Regions from separate parts of the Homo sapiens genome. Here region 2 is linked to region 1. The links are chromatin loops, found by intact Hi-C in ENCODE. Cell type or tissue: heart right ventricle. All regions are shown on one strand. Links, peaks and the distances in the headings refer to the core of each region. The heading gives the core; the rest is flanking DNA. Region 1 has its middle 23 kb from the start of LINC02344. Region 2 overlaps KL (klotho).

Region 1 (5,386 bases), core at 323-5,322:
GTATTCAACTACTGTTTCATTCAAATACTGTACACTGAATGAGAACCCTATAAAGCACTGGTAATCTGTAACAACTGCCCTGTGTTCAGGATTTCCTAGTCCCACTCAGGACATTTGCCACAGTTTTGTAGAATTTGCAACGTTTCTTAGACTGCACATAATATTATAGCAGAAAAGACAGCAGGAAATACTGATAATCTCCACTGGGAATGAATGTATGGTACAGAAAGAGTCTCTTCTGAGTCAAAGGTTTACCTCCAAGAGAGGGATTGGGGATGGGGAAAATATGTGTTCTTAAGCTCTGACCCACCTGTTCCTGTGTGTTTTTCCTTCATATGGAATCACATTTCTAGATCTAGCTCTGTGAATGATCTATCTCTGATTCATTTTTTACAACTTTTATGTAGGGTCTATTGACATCATGCTCTCCTAAGAGAAGAAAGTGGATGTATATATAGAGAATAATGACTTGCAAAGGCTTTCTTCTTCCCAGTGTTTGGATAGTTAGGAATACAGGGCCACACTGAGTTCTTTTCAACTGCAAGTTAGACGGCAGCAGGCAGCTGTTGCTCACTTGGTTCTTGGGAGACCACGTTGCTGACACCCTCCTGGATGCATTGATGGCCCTAATTCCCCCTTTGCTAGCAAAGGTGCTGGTGGTTCTTCCGGCTGTCAATGAGTTTAAGACAAGACTGCAGGAAAAGAAATAATTAGGGGATTGCAAAAGGGAAACATATTTTACAAAATATTTTCATAGGATTATAATAGAATATTTTGCACCCTCCAGCCTTCTTCTTTATAAGTGAAAGTTACACAACTCTAGGCTGTAATTCAGGAAAACTGCACAGACTGATAAATAGCAGTAATTATATCATTGAAGGCAACTGAGCAGGAAGGTTAATAAAACACTGCCAACTCTCTTGCGATATAAAACTTGCATTGCTGGTTCTTCTCCTTTATTATAAAAAAATAACAAACTAAATGAATGTGGGCATTCATGAAATATCATTAATATTCTGAACTTTTTGAAAACAGACTGCTTTCTTATTCACCTTGAATAAAATTCAATATATATATTGAATTTTAATATATAATCTTTTCACCTTCTACTCATTGTGTATAATACTTCTCAGAGGCAGCAGGATGTAGTAGAAAGTAGTCATGCATCACTTAATGATGGGGACATGTTCTGAGAAATGTGTCCTTAGGCAATTTCATCATTGTGCGAGCATCACAGTTTGCAAACAAACCTAGATGGTAGAACCTATGACACACCCAGGCTATCTGGTATGGCCTATTGCTCCTAGGCTACAAACCTGCACAGCATGTTACTGTACTGAATACTGCAGGCAACTGTAACCCAATGGTAAGTATTTGTGTATCTAAGTCCATCTAGACATAGAAAAGGTACAGTAAAAATACAGTATAAAAGATAGGCTGGGTGAGGTCGCTCACCCCTTTGATCCCAGCACTTTGGAAGGTCAAGGCAGGATCACTTAAGCCCAGAAGTTTGAGACCCACCTGGGCAACATAATAAGACACCATTTCTTAAAAAAAAAAAAAAAAAAATAGTTGGGTGTGGTAGCATGCACCTGTGGTCCCAGCTACTCGGGAGGCTGAGGCGGGATGATCTCTTGAGCCAGAGAGGTCAAGGCTGCTGTGAGTCATGATTGCACCACTGCACTCCAGCCTGGGCAACAGAGTGAGACCCTGTCTCAAAAAAATAAAACTAAAAATAAAAAGATAAAAAGAGTGCACCTGTATAGGGCAGCTCCATTATAATCTTATGGAAACACTATCATATATGTGGTCCATTGTTGACCAAAACATCATTTTATGGCATATGACATGGATTTTTAGGAAAGAACTGGGTTCAAATCCCAACTCGCCAACTTCATCAGCTGTGCTCTTGGGAAGCCTACTTAATCTCTCTGAGCTTCTGTTTCTTTATTTGCAAAATGCAGATAGGAGATGTTTACCTTATACCATGATTTTGAGTATAAATCAGATTATTAAAAGTGCTTTGTAAACTATATATTTTAGTTGTAATCTTATTTACGTATTTCATCACTTGTAGTCTGAAGTTATCCATCTCTCTGTTCATTGAGTCAAAACGGAATATTTAGTGGGCTCCTTTTTGGTTCTGGGATACAGAGATGAAAGCACAAAGGCTGAGACATTCAAGAGCTCATGGCTCAGAGGAGGCAGGCAGCCGTGAGAGAAGATGAGGCCAAGGGCAGGGCCAAGTCCTTTCTCAGCATAGGTGGGAAGCACCTTGGTAGGCAAGAGATGCTTTTCTTGCATGTGGATTATCCAGTAAGTTCTATGTTAAAGCAGGGGGCAGAGAGGTAGGGAAAGTGTAATTCTTTCATTTCCCAAAAAACACTTAATGCTGTTTCTATAAGAAAAAAAGTTAATGCTACAGGATTTGTCACCTATTGGATATGCAGTTCGTGTCAGAACAAATGGTTGTTTCTCCTTAGAAAGTTGTGCTTGAAGCATTTCATGAAATATCCATGTTTTGTTTTACACAATATACATAAAAGCTGCAGTAACATGTAATCAACAAACATTTTTACTGTTTATCTTAGGGTTTCATTTGCTTTGACTATAAAATACAAGGTTCCATATTTAAACCCATGCATTTATTAAAGAGAAACAAGTCATTGTGTCCTAGGGACAAAACGTTATGTTCCTGTTCCTCTTATTTTCTTTTTCCTTTTCTCTGAATGGCAATCCTGGGTTCTAGATGCCACCTAGCTGGGGAAGATAGTCTTTCAAGTTGAAATTCCCTTGTCAGGGGTGTTTTGTGCCTATATTCCTATCTAGAGAAACTAACCCATGCCTTTCCTGCTCCACCCCTTTTCTCCGGCCTTTTCTGCCCTCACCCCACCCCCATCCTCTCATTTTGCGTGACTCTACATTTCCACATTTGTGCTTGACTCGGGATGCAGGTAAAAGTCAAAAGATGGTATCATTAAAACAAGGAGAAAAATGAGACATTTGTTCATTCTCAATGTGTTTGGCATGAATACTTTCTAATATATATTATAATTTTTGCTTTGTGGACTTGCTCCTTCTAAATGAGTCAGTGTAGATGGTGGTGGTAATTTATTTGAGTAGACATGTGGCAACATGGCTTTCCTTTGCAAATCAAAACAAACAGAAACTCTGCTGATTGAGTATGCCAGGACCTGTTGTTGGACACAGAGACAAATTTTATTTTAGAACATCTTATTCAGATCAAAGTAACAACAACATTTGTAATAATAAACAACAAAAATTCCATAAAGCACGGTCCATTTGTTGAGCCAGATTTACCAGGGTTCTACTTGAACTCTTTTCCTAAGTAATAACATTGTTCCTAGGTGATAACAATTCTAAGCCAACTGTGATGAGTTCCAGAACATTTGGATCCTAGTTAGCGGAACTGAAGTTCTGAATCCAAGCCCATAATTTGCTTTTAATCTCTTCAGAGAATGGCCAGTTTTGCTGTTGGATATGAAAGACTGTAGATTGTTGGGGACACACACAAATAGAAATTGTATAAGCATCCAGTAAAAGTAAACATTATTTAAAGTATTACTGATGGGAATTTTTAAAATTTATCATGAGTGCATTGCTGTAGATATCTGCTTTTAGTAAACAGGATATTTGGAATGAAAAAAATGTGTTATCCAAGGGGAAATTTTATTACAATGTAGCATTAATTAATGCTTGCTTTATTAATTAAAAATTAACAGGAACTCAATAAGCAGAAGCCACCAATCCCATTAAATATTTCCATTTGTATGTCCTTCAGCCACCCTGATTTGGCATCCATGGTCCTAATTCTTTCTCTTCCAACTTGCTAATCTTTCATGCCTGAAAGTTCGCATATGATGCTGACCCTTGCCAGAGCATCTTCCCTTTTCTCCATTCTCTGGTGAATTTCTACCTAGATTTAAACATTCTCTTGAGAATCCTCTTTTCTGGAAAGCATCCCACAATCCACTTGTCCCAACTCCACCTTTCTCTAATTTGTTGGCTCCCACAGAACCCCAAGCTGATGTTTTTCAGCTGCATGTAGCACAATTCCACTCCTTCACTTTATTAAATGAGTAATACAACTGATGTTGACAGACTAGAAATGACCAAGATCATAATGATAATAAATAGCAGAGCCAATACTCTAATCCAAGTCCTCTTACTCTAGGGCAATCATTAAACTCTCCTTAGCTGACTGACTTCATAGCTACCTGACCTTTTTTGAAACCTCTTACTTTTGCCTAGCAAAACAACTCATCATCGTCTTTTCCCAAGCATTTACAGATACCATGTTGCACCCCCTTAAAATACTCTCTGACCTTCTTTGGGCTAATCTCCATCTTTTCTATAATTATATTTTTGATATGATAGTTAGGTACTTTCATCCTTTTCCATGTATCTCCATCACACACATGGCTGTGGTCACATGCCATCTGTAACTGCCATCAGTAAGTCAACCCTGCCATCAGTGCGTGAATCCTTAGAGCTAGATGTGGCATAGTTAACTGTGACATTAGGAGGAATACCGGTAAGGGCTGGCACCTGGAGAGAGACCCCTCTCCAAGGAATGAGATAAGAGCAAATCTAATTATGGTAGCTGTCAGGCCAAGCCCAAGCTGAGGGATAAGAACTGGATAGGTACCCAAAGTCCAGCAGAGATAGTGGCATCAGAGAAACTCCATAGTGGGCAAAACCCAGTGATGGCTAACTCAAGGGCAACAGACAAAGCAGGCAAGAGTCAACAGTTACTCCTGGGCACCAATAGTGATTTGGAGCAGGACTACAGCCACGGTGGTAGGAATGTCATGGGCAATGACGAAATGCTTAGATGTGTTATCAGGATAAGGACTTTGGCATAAGGGATTATAGCAGAAGGCCAGTTATCTGAATCAAGACATGGAAGAAAAGCCAAAATAATTGCAACTGCGATTAAATACCATATTCTAGGCTCTTTGTTAAGTATTTTTATGCATATAGCAGACATTTCATAAATATTTGATAAGTGAATGAAACCAATGTCTCATTTAATTCTTATAACAACCAATAACACAACCGAGCACCTAATGAGATCAGTATTATTATCCCTATGCTACAGACAAAGAAATGACCAGAAAACTAAGCAGTAGAGCCAGAATTCAAACCCATGTCTGTTAGAACACCACAGCTGGGTTCCTTCCCCAGTACTAGCTTGCATTGGTGCTTTATTCCACCTATTTAATAATGAGCAATCAAGTTCTTAAGACTGGAAGTGATGTATTTTATAATCTCTGTACCTGATAATATAATCTATGGAGAGTACATGTGGTTGACTAAGAATTATTTAGGTTATAGAATGAGACAAAGCCAAAACAAATGACAC
Region 2 (5,386 bases), core at 175-5,174, 290 kb before region 1:
AGCTTGGTGGTAAAAAGATACATACTAAAGTTTATGACTGATATAACTTTATATATTGACTAAACCAAAGATAAATATTGATTGAACTTTTGTGGCCCCAGTTTCAATAGATTTTTTTATTAACATTTTTTGTTTGAAGTACAGATGTCACGTCATCCATGAACCGGTATCATTATAGCTTGATAAAATACTCAAACTGAAAGCAGTGATGTACATTAATTTTAAATATAATGGTTAAGCAAATGTTATTTCCATATCTATAAGTGCATTTTATTTGATAATTAGAATGTTAGAATCAGAAGGAATTTGGAAAATCCCAGGTTACACTTCTCTCCAGGACGAACTCCTTACAGTGGCTCTCCTGGGGTCAGCTAGCTTTTGCTTGACCCTTTGAAGCAGGAGGAACTCAGTTCCACTCAAGTTGCCCCCTTGATTTTCTCTTTCATATTGAACCTGCTGCTGCACAGGACTCCTCCGTGACTGTCTCTTTGCCTTCCTAAATCTCAAAGAATAAAGCAAGTCACTTTTTGACAAGACATCTTTCACATATTTGAAAAGACATCTTTCACATATTTGAAAAGACCAGTACGTTTTGTTCTTCCTAGAATTTTCTCCTTCATGCTAATGTCTGCTCCAAGAAGACATGGAGGTGACTGGACATTTAGTCAGGAACATTTCTTGAGAGCTTACCCTGTGGCAGGCAGGTGCAATGTTGAATTCTGAGAATATGAATGTAACCTTTGAACAGGTGGCTCTGTCTTCTGACGTTTCAGGATAAGGTGGAGGAGAGGAGAGGGGAAAGTCGACCTATCTCCCCAGCGGGGAGGGTTTAGGGTTGTCTGTGGGACCTGCCTCTGTCTCATCATCCATCACCATTGTCCTGCTGATGGGTGCAGAGGACTGAGGACGAGTGGTTGGAGTTCTCCCTGTGCCGGACCCTGTAGAGAGTCCAGAGCCCTGGCTCCCAAAGGAGGCATATTTGTAGGGCTCTTTTCGTGAGGGTCCAGAGGACGGCTGCAAAGCTGCAGGGGAGGATGGGGGCATGGGAGGCAAGCCCGTTGCCCTGTCAGAGCCTCTTGGGGATGCTGCTCTTCCCCGCCTGTCCTCTCTTCTCTTTGATTTCTCATCATGTGGTCCTCTTTCCTCTGCCTTTTCCTCTCTTCGGTGTCCCAAGTTCTTCCATAGAGACCTGTGTCCCCTTGTTCCCATCAGGCCTTTATGCCAGCCCTGCACAGGTGCGGGGACAGTGGTAGGGGCGTCTCACTCCCGACTCAACTACATTCTCCCAGAAATTGTCTGCAGTCAAACACAACTCAGCGTGGACATTGCTCACCAAAGGTATACTGCTTGGGCTGCACGAGAGATTCAGTTTTCTCCTATCTATCTGGCATGGGCTGTGAGGGGGCTCCTAACCTAGGGGGCCTTTTTACTCCTTCCTGGCCAGAGCTGCCATTTCCAAGTTTCTGCACTGTCAGAAAAGAGGGATAAGGTAAGATTCCTGCCCTCATGTCACAGATTAGTAGGGGAGAGGTAATTGTCAAATAATTACAGTAAAATGTATAAATGCCTTAAGAGAAATAAGTACTTGCTTAGGAACCTATTTCAAGAAAGGAGAGATAGGTTAGCGTTTTGGGGAGGTAGTACGGGAGCAGTCAGGGAAAGCAATACTTGTAAGATCAGAGGCTGGCAATCTTTTTCTGTAGAGGGCTAAGTTTTGGACTTTGCAGATCCTACAGTGTCTGTTGCAACTATTACACAGTTCTGTGGTTGCAGCATGAATGCAGCCATGGGCAATGTGTTAATGAATGGGCACAGCTGTGTTTCAATAAAACTTTATTTACAAAAATAGGTAGTGGGCCCTGCTGCTGGGCTTGGCTTGCTGGGCACACAAAGTGAGAAGGGCATTGTGCCTTTCTAGGAAACATCCCTTGCAAAGTCAGTACAGGTGAGACAGTGTGGCCATTCCCACCACAGCATGAGGTCTTTTGAATGGCTGAAGCGTCAGGTGGGAAAGGATGAGGAGCTGAAGAAGAAAGCCTGGGAATTTCCAAGGCCTCTCTTAACATTTGCTGTGCAGAACCAAGCAGTGCCCCAGGTGTTCAGAGTAGGCTTCAGCGATTACATTTCTTGTTAGACACTGAATTTTGTTCATGCCGCCCAAGATTGCATTAACAATTTTGGCTGTCACCTTACCGCGGACTCAAATTAGTTTGCAGTCAGCTAAAACCTCTCAGGTTTTTTCCCCCCAGCTTGTGAATTGCTGTGAAGCCAAACATCCCTGTCATCTCTTTGGTAGTTTATTTTCAAACTTTCAATCTTATTAAATTTCATCTCCAATGTGCAAAGATAAGAGGAAGTTTACCGCTGATGGTGGTTTATTCTTTAAAACTGGACATCAGCTAAATGTGTTAAGGTAATCCGTTAGAGGAATGTTGGTACGCTTATACAGTGGAATACTAATTGGTTATTAAAATGTTGATGTATGATTATTAAAAGGCAGCCCATGTTATGTCTCTTCTGTATGAATAAGTATGTAAAAAGTATGTAAAGATTACTGTATAGTTCATGGGTGGGACTGGGCTCTCTCTAGCCTCTGTCCTTCATTCTCCCTGCCAGTGCCTTTTCCCTTGCAGTGTCCCTTCCCTGGCTGCATACTCAAGACTGGATTTGCCCAGCCAAACCCCATTAACTCACAGAAGCAAGAGGAAAAAAATAAATTCTTATTAGTTCAATTCTCCAAATTGGGGGCGGTCTATTTCACAGCAATAGGTAACTGACGTAAAAGGAAAGGAAACAATGAAGTAATTCCAGAAAATTTCCTATAGCTGGAGGACATGCATTTTCATATTGAATGGGAAGAATGGGGTGGGGGGGTCATACCTCTGTGTTATTGCAGGGTCCTGGCTCCTAGGGACCTAGGCACCTCTTCAGTCAGTGAATTATAGCTTGGAAAATTGGCTAAGTCGGGGAACTGTACAAGGGGTCATCACTTTTTATGTAGCCATGCTCTATGAACCATCTTTATAACTCCCTGGCTTCTGGCAGTTAAGCACCACTCACTATCTGGCCTCTGTAATTTCAACTTCTGACCATCCCCGTGGGTGGCAACAAGCCCAGCTCTGTGACACCTCTGCTACCAGCAGCCCTGGCCTGGAGAGCGGTGCCCCCACTGAATGTCTCAGTGAGATTGGCACCCCCATGAGCATATTCCTGAGGGTGCAGTGAATGCTCTTTCTCCCTACTTGGGACTTCTGGGAAACACTGTCCTCTGGTGGGTTGTTTGACCTCACATAATATACTGGTTCTTGCATGCCAGCTTCTCTCTGCTTCTTGATTCTTTTATCAGCTGTTAGGGCAACAATGTCAGGCATTTCCGCCTGCTCAGCATTGGGCATCCCTTTTTACAGGCTTCTCAGAGCCACCCTAGCAGCAACTTTACCGCGTCTCCTGGGGTCCTTGCTGGATCGTGAAAACATACTTCCGGAGAAAGTGTTCCCTAGATAATGAATTATTTCTTGTCCTGTGTTAAGTTCCAGTTCCTTGGTCAAGGACCCCAGCGCTACTCCTCAGGATTTGCAGTGCATGCTCAATCTTGAAGCAATGTTGGGATATAGTATCTTTTCTTCTCTATCAGGCCCAGCTGTCTCCAGGTGGGTTATACTAGGATTTAATCCTCGTTAGTGCCGGGTCAGCTCCTGAGGGGTGCACCTGTTGCTTTTTAGGGACGAGGCCTCTTCAGCATAAAGAAGTGCTATCTCTTACTAGGGAAGAATGGGCCACCTCTGTAAGCTCCAAATATTCCCAGGTTTCCCCAACCGGGGCCTTGACCTTGGCATAACTGATCTGCCTTGGCTGAGCATTTAAACATCCCTAAATCTCTGCAAGTCTATCAGGTCCTAGGCCTGCTGCTAAGTTTCTCTACTCTTCCACTGTAGGAGAGAAGGCTGTGGCTCTTATATTGAGCCTTTAACTGTTTGTTATTGGCCCTCAGTTTCTCATTAGCTCTCTGTAGAGTCTCAATACAATATATCAGAAAGCATTCAATTCCATCTCCTTGTAGGCAGGGAATGCCTAAATCATTGCACCTACAATGACATTCTCCACCAGGATATTTCCCAGGTTACTGCTGTTGAAATATTTAGCAATTGAAGCACCATTTGTGCAAGGGGACTATCTGCCCCTACACAACACTCAGAATGGCATTCTCTTTGCTTTCCAGAAAGTGAATGAGCTGGTTCCCCAACCCCTCTTGTGTTAGTTTGAGTCCTGAAAGAAGTAAATGTCAAGATAGGATTAGATGTACAAGAAATTTATTGGGGAAAGAATTGTGAAGGATAAAGGGGAAGGAGCTAGGGGAGGCATTGAACCTTTGGATCATGATGTGTGTCCAACAACTATGAAGGAGAGTGGGCAGGGAGAAGGATGGGCTGGGAAGAGTTTCAGTTGGCACTGTGGGTCTCAGAACAACCCAGGCATAGGCTGATGGGGACGCCTTGAGCCAATGTTGCCCATTGGCGGAGTCCACATCTTGCTGAAATGGGCCTGCATTAGTTCCCCTGCCATGTTTAGTCATCTGGGAGTAGCCGATGAGAATCATGATCTTAGGATCAACTGCAATGGCAGATTCAAAGGGGTAGCAACTGATGGCCTCAGTCAACTGTGCTCCTTATAGCAGGAACACTGAGCAGTGCATTTCTTGGCCATCACAAAGACTAGTGAGGAGTGCCCTTCAGAGAAGGGAATGAAAATTATTTCCAGCCTAGAATTTGATACTTATCTAAACTGTCAATCATTCATGAGAGTCAAAGTCCCAAAAAATAAATCTTCCATAAACCCTTTCTCAGGAAGTTATTGGAGGGTAACCGCCACATAACATGAGGAAGACAAGGAGGAAGACATGGGATCTATGAAAGGGCAGGTCTAACCCAGGAAAAGGATGATGAACTGTAGACCCATGATGTCAGATGTGCAGCAGACTAAGATCAGCCAGTGCAGAATGGGGGAGATTCCAGAAGTGTGTCCCCCCAAAATATTGGAGGCTCATGTGACTTCCCTGGGGAAGTTTCTGCTGAGAGGCTATTGGAAATTGAGGGAAGAATTAGCCACAGTCCCAAAGAAAACAGAGCCAATCAAAAAGCAATGCAATTATGAACTTCAAAGAAAACAAAAATAAGAAGGAAAACAGTCTTACTTACTACATTACAAGGTCCAGCTGTGAATGATATTCATGTTGGCAGAATAATGTCAATACCAAATGTCGGTTAAACCCAAAACTATTGTATAACTAAATTGCCTGTGTAAGAGAGCTAAACCCTTATCTAGCATAATAGGAAGTCAGTGGATACTTCCTGAAGTGTGGATGTGTGGAGATGTAAATTCCAAAAGA

Evidence for each region. Peaks named below come from ENCODE experiments on the same cell type or tissue, not always from the same donor. Only the 100,000 strongest peaks of a DNase experiment are listed, where the experiment ranks them.
Region 2: a loop joins it to region 1, with 2.6 times the contacts of the local background. A loop is called at or near these places in 1 of 110 quality-filtered maps.

The regions. Positions count from the first base shown.
Region 1 is chr13:33,309,580-33,314,965 of GRCh38, forward strand. It overlaps a transcript of STARD13 not described here. Among named protein-coding and RNA genes, the nearest start is that of LINC02344, 23 kb to the right of the region's middle. In heart right ventricle, for the core only: a CTCF peak has its summit at 2,745; no DNase peak of the experiment used is centred there; H3K27ac peaks cover 451 bases.
Region 2 is chr13:33,023,580-33,028,965 of GRCh38, forward strand. The region is part of intron 1 of KL (klotho); the gene reads left to right. Among named protein-coding and RNA genes, the nearest start is that of KL, 9.8 kb to the left of the region's middle. In heart right ventricle, for the core only: no CTCF peak of the experiment used is centred there; a DNase peak (open chromatin) is centred at 3,133.